Linked DNA regions of Mus musculus: region 1 is linked to region 2. The links are chromatin loops, found by intact Hi-C in ENCODE. Cell type or tissue: heart. All regions are shown on one strand. Links, peaks and the distances in the headings refer to the core of each region. The heading gives the core; the rest is flanking DNA. Region 1 overlaps Fbn1 (fibrillin 1). Region 2 overlaps Cep152 (centrosomal protein 152).

The links. Peaks named below come from ENCODE experiments on the same cell type or tissue, not always from the same donor. Only the 100,000 strongest peaks of a DNase experiment are listed, where the experiment ranks them.
Region 1: a loop joins it to region 2, with 2.4 times the contacts of the local background. A loop is called at or near these places in 2 of 42 quality-filtered maps.

The regions. Positions count from the first base shown.
Region 1 is chr2:125,366,064-125,371,444 of GRCm38, forward strand. It overlaps Fbn1 (fibrillin 1), which reads right to left. Exons shown (of 66, transcript NM_007993.2): 20 at 4,713-4,838; 21 at 4,083-4,202; 22 at 3,731-3,868; 23 at 3,271-3,321; 24 at 1,520-1,645. Among named protein-coding and RNA genes, the nearest start is that of Dut, 120 kb to the left of the region's middle. In heart, for the core only: no CTCF peak of the experiment used is centred there; a DNase peak (open chromatin) is centred at 2,638.
Region 2 is chr2:125,592,187-125,597,567 of GRCm38, forward strand. It overlaps Cep152 (centrosomal protein 152), which reads right to left. Exons shown (of 28, transcript NM_001081091.1): 13 at 2,687-2,885. Among named protein-coding and RNA genes, the nearest start is that of Cep152, 30 kb to the right of the region's middle. In heart, for the core only: CTCF peaks have their summits at 2,064 and 3,219 (motif pointing left); no DNase peak of the experiment used is centred there.

The sequences.
Region 1 (5,381 bases), core at 279-5,278, 230 kb before region 2:
GCATCTCCTTCCTAGGAGCAAACTCACTCTGTTGCTGGAATGTACCTATTGCTCAAACATGGCCTTGGACTTACTACATTTCTGGAGAGGCAGACCACTAATCTGGAAAGAGGGCTTCCCTTGTTAAGATAAAAGAGGAAATGGCAAACGAAAGTCATCCATTCTTCTAAGATGTTTTACTTCAATGTGTGTGTGTGCACGCCTAATCCCTGCCCCAATTTTAAGCTACTGTGAAGGAGGCTGGCAGACCAGGGGACAGAAGGCCTGGGTTCTGGGACTATTCTTCAACTTACTGTTTCTTAGCAAAATCATTATGCCTGATCCCAAATCTTCACGCTTGCTGAATGCCCATGTCTCAGGAAGCATCTCGATGCTCTGCTAAGATTATGTACTCAAGAACTGCAAAGTATCATTCACGTGTGTTTTTCTTCCCATTTGCCTTCACAATGTGGCTGTGACTATTTACTTAAGTGTTCAAGTTACCCAGTGTCTTTTTTTAAAAAAGATCTCTCTGTAGCATTTGAATTGCTCTATGTCCAAGTTTCACAGACTGAGGCAGGTAATTTAAGGTAAACTCCGTCTTTCAGTCGAGACTCTAGAGGGATGCTTCTAAACAAGGTCCCTCATAAATAAATAAAGATTTGGGTTTGGATTTGCTGATATCCTTAAATACCAAAGACTCAGAGCTCTGAACTTCCCTTCTGTTCCATATTGTAAACACTTCCAAATTCTATGTCTGAAGGTTGGTTCTCATTTGTAAATGATCAAATTTCCTCAGCTGTATTGACAGCCTTATAAGTACATAAAGTAGTCTTCATCAGGGATATTATTCAGTCTGATTCAGCATCAAAGATGTACTATATGTGACATCATTTATAGAGTCAAAGGCTAAGCATCAAGACACTGACAGTCATAATACTAGGAGTCAGACAGATACAACAGCTAAGAGTCATGGGGCATCCTTCTGAGGACTTCAAGTCTCTTCCATGTCACTGGGATGGGATGACTAGATGACTGGATGTGTCCTGTCCCCTGGGTTCTAGCAGTTGGCACGAAGATTCCCATACAACTGGTAGAGATGATATATATCCCTATTTCCTAGCTTTCCCCACCCCCAACTCCCTTTCCTAGGAAGATTTCTGCTCCTGACATCAATGGGGGTTTCCTATAAGGGTCTATCTGTCAGTTATAGATCAAGGCTAATAGAAATGGGGTACAGCTCCCCATAACATGCAAATATTCTTCCCTCTGCAACTCAGCCTGTATCCTACAGCCCAGGGCATATGGGCAGCAGCACAGTAGCAACTGGGATGGCACTGAGCTGAGGAATGAAACGACTAGCTCAGAAGAAAGCCTTTCCTTAGCAGAGTTAGGAAGACAGTTTGTCAAGAAAACCACCCTAGATCCTAGCAGATGAGCTGAATCTGCAGGGGCATGTGTGCACATGTATGTGCACGTGTGTGTGTGTGTGTGTGTGTGCCTGTGTCCAAATATCTAACTGAATTTTATTTATCTTTACCAAGACAGATTCTTCCTGTAGCATCCAAAGTCATTCCATTGGGACACTCGCACTTGAATGAACCCCTGGAGTTGACACACAGGCCGTTCTTGCATACTCCCGGGAACACTTCACACTCATTGATATCTAAGAAAGAAAAGGAAGGAAGCATTAAGTCGGTATATCTGTCTAAGTTAATCCTGGCTTATCCGACTCATAGATTCACAATGATTCTTACAAAAGAAAGGGCCTTTTCTGAACCGGATAAGTTCAAAACCCTAGCTTGCCTCCAACAGTTCATATTAACAACATATTAACAACAGTTCATATTATCGTCTGGTGTGTCTTAATGGCAAGCAGTGGGTGTGTTTACTAAAGCCAGGAGTCTTTTCACTGGTCCTTGGGAATTGTATTTGAGTTGTAGAGACAGAGGCCAAGGGCTTGGGGGACAGCTCTGGTAAGTAAGGGTCTGAGAGTTATAGCTAGCATTAGGAGACAAGATGACTAGACATAGACAAAAATTATAAAAGAGGGAAAGTCTTGCACTTGAGTGTATGAAACTCAAATCCTGCTGTGGGACATGTGGGCCAGTGAAGGCGTACTGAGCCCATGTGGTCGGTTGGGTGAGGGAGCGCCAACATGCATGACCATCCATTTGTCATCCACCAGTGCTGCCCCAGCCTACTGAGCCTTCCCAGTTTGCCTCATGGGGCAATGTGTTCTCTGCACTTAATTTGGAAAAACAGACAACATTGAATTAATTCAAAGAAAGGCAATCTAAATGCCAAAAGGAGGGAGCCTTGAGAGCCTTAGTTAACACACACACAGACACACAGACACACAGACACACAGACACACACACACACACACACACACACACACACACACACACACACACACACACGTCTATTTTAAAGAGGTCTCTCTCTAAGCCAAGAGTGTTGAGAAAAAGTCTCAATGTTTTCTTGAAAGAAAACTAAACAGAAATGGAGTCTAACCTACTTTTGGAGGGGGTTGTTCCTCTGAGTTTTTCCTTGGCCATTTGTAAACCAAAATGTGCTGTTAAGCTCAGATAAGTTATGAACGGCTGGTCTGAACCAGAAAAAAGCCAAGGGATTCAGTCATCATTTGGAAAGCGAGCCCTTGGGTGGGGGTTGTAGGATTCCTCTTTGTTTTAACAGGAAAAAAAAAAACCTTCCATTTTATCCCACATATGGGACTGTTGTTTTTGAAAATACTTCAGCTGCTGTGTCATGTCAGGCTATGTTAGTCACCGTGACCTATATCTACTCAGGACTCCATGAGAAAGAACCTCAGTGAACTGGAGAGGGTCCACATGGACCTTGAAAACAGAGGCAATTGAGTTCACCCCTCTAAGTCACCCAGGAATGTGAGACAAATAAACAAGCAACCATAATAAAAGGGGTGGGGTTCTAGCCACGAATGCAAACTTTACAGTCTTTGCAAAAAGAAAGAAATGTCTTGCATTTTTTGCTCCTGATTTGCAGATAGCCTTTTGCAAACGTGGCCACTCCAAAGATGCACAGTTGTTCTGAAGCTTATCCAGCCACACTGTCCTCTGGCCCTTAGTGATCTAACACTGAAGGCGGCTTGCGCATTTAACCTCGGTTCTGTTCTGTGGCTCTGCGTAATGTTTTCCTCGGCATCATATCCCTCACAGGGAAGCTCCTTTACTCCTTTATTGAGGCCACGTTAACACAAACACTCTTCATACACACAAAGACGCACGGTTTAGAAGTAATAAGAAATACCTTCACATTGCGTGCCTTTAATTCTTGAGAACCCTTTACCACAAATGGGATCTGTGGAGAAACAAAACAGTATTAACGGCATCTATCTAGAACTCTCAGTCATGACAAATCGAAGCAATTGGAGGGAGGGCTTGGGACAGCGGTTGGACTTTGCTGCCACGAATAAGCACAGGACCGCAGAGATAAAAGCAGAGAACCAATGAGAGTTCTCTGCTAGCGAAGCCCAGCCTGCAGGAACTGGTGCTTCAGGGGAAGCACCACAAGCTAATCACATGACCACATAGGAAGAGAAAATGGTACCCTGACCAGAATAACAGAAAATAGATGTCCTTGATATTTTGTTGGTTTCCTATTCAGGGATTTTTTTTTTATCAAGGTCATCTTTAAATTTTTCCACATGGACCTAAGTCAGTGGACTGACCAATGAAATGGCTGCAGAGCCATGCACCGGTTCTCTTACCAAGTTGACAGATGGTGCACGGGCTCCCCCACGCAGCACCAAGGGAGGAGCAGCACTCGGACTTCAAGGTGGCTCCGTTGATGTTGATCTCACAGCGCCCGTCGATGACAGTCTGCCAGCAAGTGCCCTTGATGGTTTCTGCAGAAAGAGGGGGTGACAGACATTTAACAGAATCTTATAAAAAACTCATTGTATACACTAGAATTATGGCTAGAGTGGCATTATGAAACAGGGAATAATAATCATTTAATCTCTTATATCTGAACTTCTGTGGCAGTCAAAGCAACTGTTAAATGCAAGACAACTGTATTATTGATAAACACTGAAAAATCATTCTCAGAAGGATAGATACCTATGCAGATGGTTTTTGTTGGGTCCAGAGTACTTTCAGGAGAACATTCACAAATGAAGGAGCCAGGGCTGTTCTTGCAGACTCCATTAATGCAAGGACTCGATTCACATTCATCAATGTCTGAAACAAAACCAGATCCCCATTACTACTGAAAGTTGGTCTTAAGCATAAAATGCATACCTCGACTTTGGCCTTCATTAGATAGTAAAGCTGGCCTAAACAGGTTTTGCCAAACTAGAAGGGATGTCAAAATACTTATTGAGCATATTTCTTTATTATAGAAGCTGGCACATGAGTGAGTCTTTGTATTCAGAAAAATCTGGATAAAATTATAGACTCAAATTATACATGCACAACACTTTCTTCATCTATTAAGTGATGGCAAGTGAAAATGCCAGCTAGAGTCAAATAGAAATGAACACCCTGAAACCACCACGGATGAAGGGGCAAAATGCTAAATGCAAGTAAGTGCCATCTGTGGCTAGAGTTTGTACAGTGTCATTTAGAAGCAGAGAATCTCAACAGAACTGGCTTGATCATCTAACATAGATTCTAACTTACTTCTATGGTGGTCTAATGGCTTTCCCAGAGAGTGGGGTGTGTGGTGGGAGAACAAAAAAGCACAAATACCTTCACAGGTTTTTAGGTCAGGTTTGTACACAAATCCTTTGGGGCAGGTGCAGACAAAACTTCCAGGTGTGTTTCGACATTGTCCATTGTCACAAAGTAGACTGTTCAGCACACACTCATTAATATCTAGAAAGAACAAACGGGAATGTTAGAAAGAGCTTGTCCCTCGCAGCCAATGCCATTTAGGTCAGGCCTTTAAATTCCTAATGGTATATCAAGTCCACCAAAGAGGCAAGACTCTTGTTCCATTGGCTTACCCTACACAGGAGCTTATTTTTCTTGTCCAAACTAAGTGTCTACAAAGCCCCAAGCTTTTGGATGCTATTTAATTCACTTCTTGGATTCTCTGAAAATTAGTTATCTTTACTTCTGTAAATGATTTGTAGCATTAGAATCAAAAGGACTAATCTTTCTGCTTTAAGAAATTAAACAAATAGAAAGCATCCTCAATATGATAGTATACATCTGTAATCCAGTACTAGGAGGAGAAGGCCATGTAAAATTACTCCAACCACAGAGTGAATATACTTTAATAGACAATATATTTTTATATATGTGCTTATATGTTCATATTATATATGTATATAATATGCATATATATTGCTTAAAATATGAGAATAATCAGACAAGAAGTAATGTTTCTATTGAGCATATGGAAATGGAAAGTCT
Region 2 (5,381 bases), core at 96-5,095:
CTTCCCCACCACAATAAGCCAAACCCTTTACCAGGAGGTAAAATTACACTTTCTTCGGTTGCTTCTTGTTGAGGGTGGCGTAGATATGTTGTATATTATGGCTGATCCCTCAACAGGCACTTATTTTCAGCACACTGACAAATGTACACAACCACACAAACACATACAAAAGAAATTTACTAGGGATCAGACACAAAAAGCTTTCTGTGTTTTATGTTTAAAAAGAATTCAGTATATGGACTCTGACTGTTGGGGGTCAGTATAGTTTTCCTAAGATCTTTACATAGTCTATAATAGACACACACACAGTATGTGTGTGTGTGTGTGTGTGTGTGTGTGTGTGTGTGTGTGTCCACAGGAGGGCACCATAGTCCATGAAGCTGCCCAACAAGAGTGCTGGGAACCAAACTCAGATCCTCTGCAAAAGCAGCTGCACATCCTTGGCCGCTGAGCCACCTCTCTAACCCCACTCCAATCTTTCTTTTTTCTTTTTTTAATTTTTTATTAGGTATCTTCCTCATTTACATTTCCAATGCTATCCCAAAAGTCCCCCATACCCACCCCCCCAACTCCCCTACCCACCCACTCCCACTTTTTGGCCCTGGCGTTCCCCTGTACTGGGGCATATAAAGTTTGCAAGTCCAATGGGCCTCTCTTTGCAGTGATGGCCGACTAGGCCATCTTTTGATGCATATGCAGCTAGAAACAAGAGCTCCGGGGTACTGGTTAGTTCATAATGTTGTTCCACCTATAGGGTTGCAGATCCCTTTAGCTCCTTGGGTACTTTCTCTAGCTCCTCCATTGGGGGCCCTGTGTTCTATCCTATAGATGATGGTGAGCATCCACATCTGTATTTGTCAGGCACTGGCATAGCCTCACTCGAGACAGCTCTATCTGGGTCCTTTCAGTAAAATCTTGCTAGTGTATGCAATGGCACTACAATCTTCCTTAACCACCCAGTTGGTCAACTGGAATGAAAGGCATATCTGATCTACACCCAAACACTGCCTAACGCAGTATATGAGCAGTCTCCTGATCTCTACCATGTAGTAGCCTGGAAATACCACAAAACAATGTGCTTTGATTGTTTGTTTTGTTTGAGACAGCGTCTCACTATGTAGTTCTGGAGCAAGCTGGCCTGAAACTCAGTTTCTGCCTCTTGGCAGAAACCTGTCTCTGCCTCTCAAGCGCTGGGATTAAAGGTGTGTACCACCACAGCCAGCTTAATTTTTAATAGAAACAAATGTTTAAATGTAGATGATGCTCCAAAGTACTACAGTTATATGTGGCTCCACATAATCAAACTTTTAAATATTCATGTATGCCTCATAGTTCTATTACCAGTAAATCCCACAAAATCTTACGCATCTTTTCAAAAACAAAAATGAATAACCATTCTCTCTCTCTCTCCATAGACCTCCCAAGGCATCCCAAACATGCTTTCTAACTTTACAGACTAATTCCAAGTTCTATTATAAAGATCTGGGAAAGAAGAGTCCACGCAGTATTTGAAAGTCGATCACTCATTATATAATACAGTCCAAATTAGAATGTTTAATAAAAACAAACCAACCTTCTAGCTTCTACACTACCAGAAGATGCTATGCAGAATGCTGGGGGGTCGGAGGTGGGGGTATGGGGGTGAGAGGAAGTCAACAGTCTCACTCAGCTGGGAACGCTGGGAACTAAGATACTGATTCATATGCCAAGAGATAGATGCCCACATGTGGCACAAATGTCATGGGTGTAACCAAGTTTTCTTTTAATATCACAAAAAATTGGTCCCTCAGAACATCTCACATATTTTGACAGGATTTGTTAATGAACAGGACTCTCACATAAGAACCAGGGGATAAAAAAGCAGCAGTCAGATTAAAACTTCCTTCCTTCCTTCTGGAGAAACGGATTACACTCCCTGCATGCCTTTCAAACTTCCGCTTTCTTTTCTTAATTATCAATTCATTTCTGCATTATTTTTCTTGACAGTACAAATGTTCAGTTTGTCAAAATGAGGAAGAAAAAGGCTGCTCTCAAGCTCTGACTGCAGGAGCTTCCAGCAGTAACTCTGACCCCTATCAGTCATGAAGTGTAACTTCATTTCCTAAGAAATGTAGGAAATGTGAAACCTCAGAGCGCCACAGACTCCCCTACCTTCATTTTCCTCGAAGATGTCAGCTAAAGAGCACTGAGGTGGATATCAGACACCGGCATGGAAGCACACTCCCACAATCTCAGTGCTCAGGGCCGGAAGATTACAACCTGAAGGCTAGCCAGGATTACAGAGTAAAACCATCACTAAATCTAAAAGACACATCTCAGAAGTAAGTATCGACCAGTGCTCTCTACCTCATTTCCTCAGAGACCAACCGTTGTAAGAACAGAACAGAACAGAACGCGCTCAGGAGCAGAGCTGCTAAGGGGCCTCACAGGAGGTGCCTGACAAAAGGCGCATCCCCTCTACAAAGTCCTCCTTTCATTTGTGAACAAAGAATTTAGCCTAACTGGCATCTCATTTACTAGGTGCCTAAAACAAGCCAATAAACAGCCTATCTATCAGGTGGCTTTTTTTCCTGTAAGCTTTACATCTAAGAGTCAAATAAACCCTAAGAAACCAAAAACGTAACTTCCATCTATAAGGCGCATGTCTCAAGGGGGCTTCTTACGTGTACAGGTTGCAGGGTCTCACCTCCATGCCGCTGTCACCATCCTTGGATTGCTGGAAAGCTTCCATTGTCTCCCGGCACTCTCTGAGATCGCTCTGCAGCTGAGACACCAGATGTCGCTTCACGGAGTTGCTAGTCAGCAAGCGCTGGACTTGCGTTTTCAGCTTCAGGATAAGCTCATCCTTCGAAGGGTCTTCATCTGGGGACTCCTGCTGTGTGACCCTGATGGGGAAACTGCCCGTTTAGCATAAAAGCAAGAAACAAATCAAAGACCCATAAAGCCCTAGCCACATGTGGTCATGGTTTCTATCCCTTACAGTCACAGCATTTTGAACTTTCTTTCTGAACATTTTGTTTCTTTGTTTCCTATGCTTCATACACGCTAGGCAAGCATTCTAACACTGAGCTAAACGCTGCTAAAGGGTTTGGAACTTGGGGATTGGAGAGATAACTTGGTAATGAAGAGCATGTGCTGCTCTTTCGGAAGGCCTGGATTCAATTCTCAGTACCCACGAGGGGGCTCACAACCATCAGTAGCTCCAGGGGATCTGATGCCCTCTTCTGGCCACCAAGGTCACCAGACACTCATACAAAGCACATACAAACATACAGGCAGAACACTAATACACATAAAACAAAAATAAATAAGTTAGAACTCGGTCATACACAAGGATATCACCTTTGCAAAAGCAAGCTCACCCCCCCACACATGGCATGTTCCCCCTTGGTGGCATGCTCCCCTTGGTGGCATGCTCCCCTTGGTGGCATGCTCCCCTTGGTGGCATGCTCCCCCTTGGTCTTTCTGCCTGACACAGCTCACACTTGTGATTTTTGGTATGTGTCATACTAATATTGAGCAAGGTGATACAGATATTAGGAAGAAAAAAGTAGCAACATCAGCTATCCTAACCAGCAACTGCTCTTCTCTCTTCCAGCTGACCGACCCAAGAGCCTGGGTGGACCCCGGCAACCTCCAGAAAACTGAAACAAAACCAAGCTTCTCTAGACTCCGCGTTCTCCTCTCTCCTTGTCCATTGCCTTTCTCTGCAGTAGTAAGCACTGGACCTAGTGGCCTGTGCATGCTACCCAGGTGCTCTCCTGCTGAGCTGGGTCCCAGTCTCGAAACTCAACTCTAGTTTCAATAAACTTAAGGCTTAGAATAAGATTCTAATTTTTTTAAAGTCATTTTATTAGTGTGTGTGTGTGTGTGTGTGTGTGTGTGTGTGTGTGATATGATAAGACCTCTGCCCTTATAAACTCTTAGCAGCTATGGCTGCCTGAAAAGACCTGCACAACCCAGCCACAAAGCCTTCGACCTACAGTTTGTCCTGCCTGCAGAGTATCTTAGGAGTGGAGCCTAGCATTATCATCAGAGAGACCAGAGAGACTCCATCTAGCAACTGATGTGAGCAGATGCTGTCCCATAGCCAAACATTAGGCAGAATTGGGGGGGGGGGGGGTCCTGCGGAGTGGGAGGAAGGATTGAAGGAACTAGAAGGGTCAGAAACACTGCAAGAACATGGCTCACAGAATCAACTGATCAGGACCCAAAGGGCCTTGCAGAGATCAGGGAGCCTGCAGGAGTCTGACCTAGATCCTCTTCATATATGTTATGGCTAAGTAGTTTGCTGCTCTTGTGGGATTCCTAACAGTGGGAGCCACAGCTGTCTCTGACTGTGGGACCCTTCTGTTACTGAGTTGCCTGGTCTAGTCTTGATGTGATGGTATGTGCCTGGTCTTATTGTGGCTTGTTATACCATGCTTGGCTGGCATCCCTGGGAGGCCTGGTCTTTTCTGAGAGAAGGGGGAGGGGGATACCTAGGAGAGAGGAGAGGTAGAGTAAGAGACTTGGGGGGGGGGGGAGGGTAAACTGCAGACATGACATATAAGAAAAGAATAAGAAAAAAGAAAAAAGGCGGAAAGTTAGGTGGATATGAAGTAAGGGTAGATCAGGAAAGAGATAGGGAAGGAGTGAGGATTCATACAATCAAAATACTTTGTATGCATATGTGAAATTCTCAACAACAACAAAAAAAAGATAAGTATATTATAAAGGAAAAAAAGAAAAGACTTGCTCAGGATCAAATGAGTCACCATTACAGCAGGGAGAATACTGGGTGCTTCTGAGGTCCCCACTCTCAGCTAAGGAGCTGCTGGCTGCTGGGGGAAGAGTCAGTTTTCTTTAAGGGCATGGATGCTGGTAGGCCCATGCTTCAGTGGACAGCCCTACACCCTTGAATAGATTGCCAATACAAATGGGACTCAATATTTAAAACAAACACACTCGTGTACACACACACAACACAGGACATCAAGTTGGAGTAGAGCTAGGAAGCACTAAAGGAAGAGTCCGGGAGACAAACAGGGTCACAATACATTCCATGCAAGTGGGAAACTCTCAATAAAAGCCTCTCTTTTTTTCTTCATTGAAAACAGTCACATACGTTTCTAAACAACACTTTCCTAGTGGCTAATATGTATGTTAAAGTCATAAACATTAGGTAAAAACTAAAGACAGTCAGGGAGACCTCAGACATGAGCGATAATGTAAATTTATTGGTTCATTAATTGTAAGAATTAATACAAAATGTTATCAGGGAGCACGAGAGCTGAGCATCTAGAACTGTGTAAAATATAATCTCTCCAAAGGAGAAAATCTATCTAAGAAAGAAATAACGATATCTGGGTTAAAGTTTTTACTCCTGGAATTGAAAGATT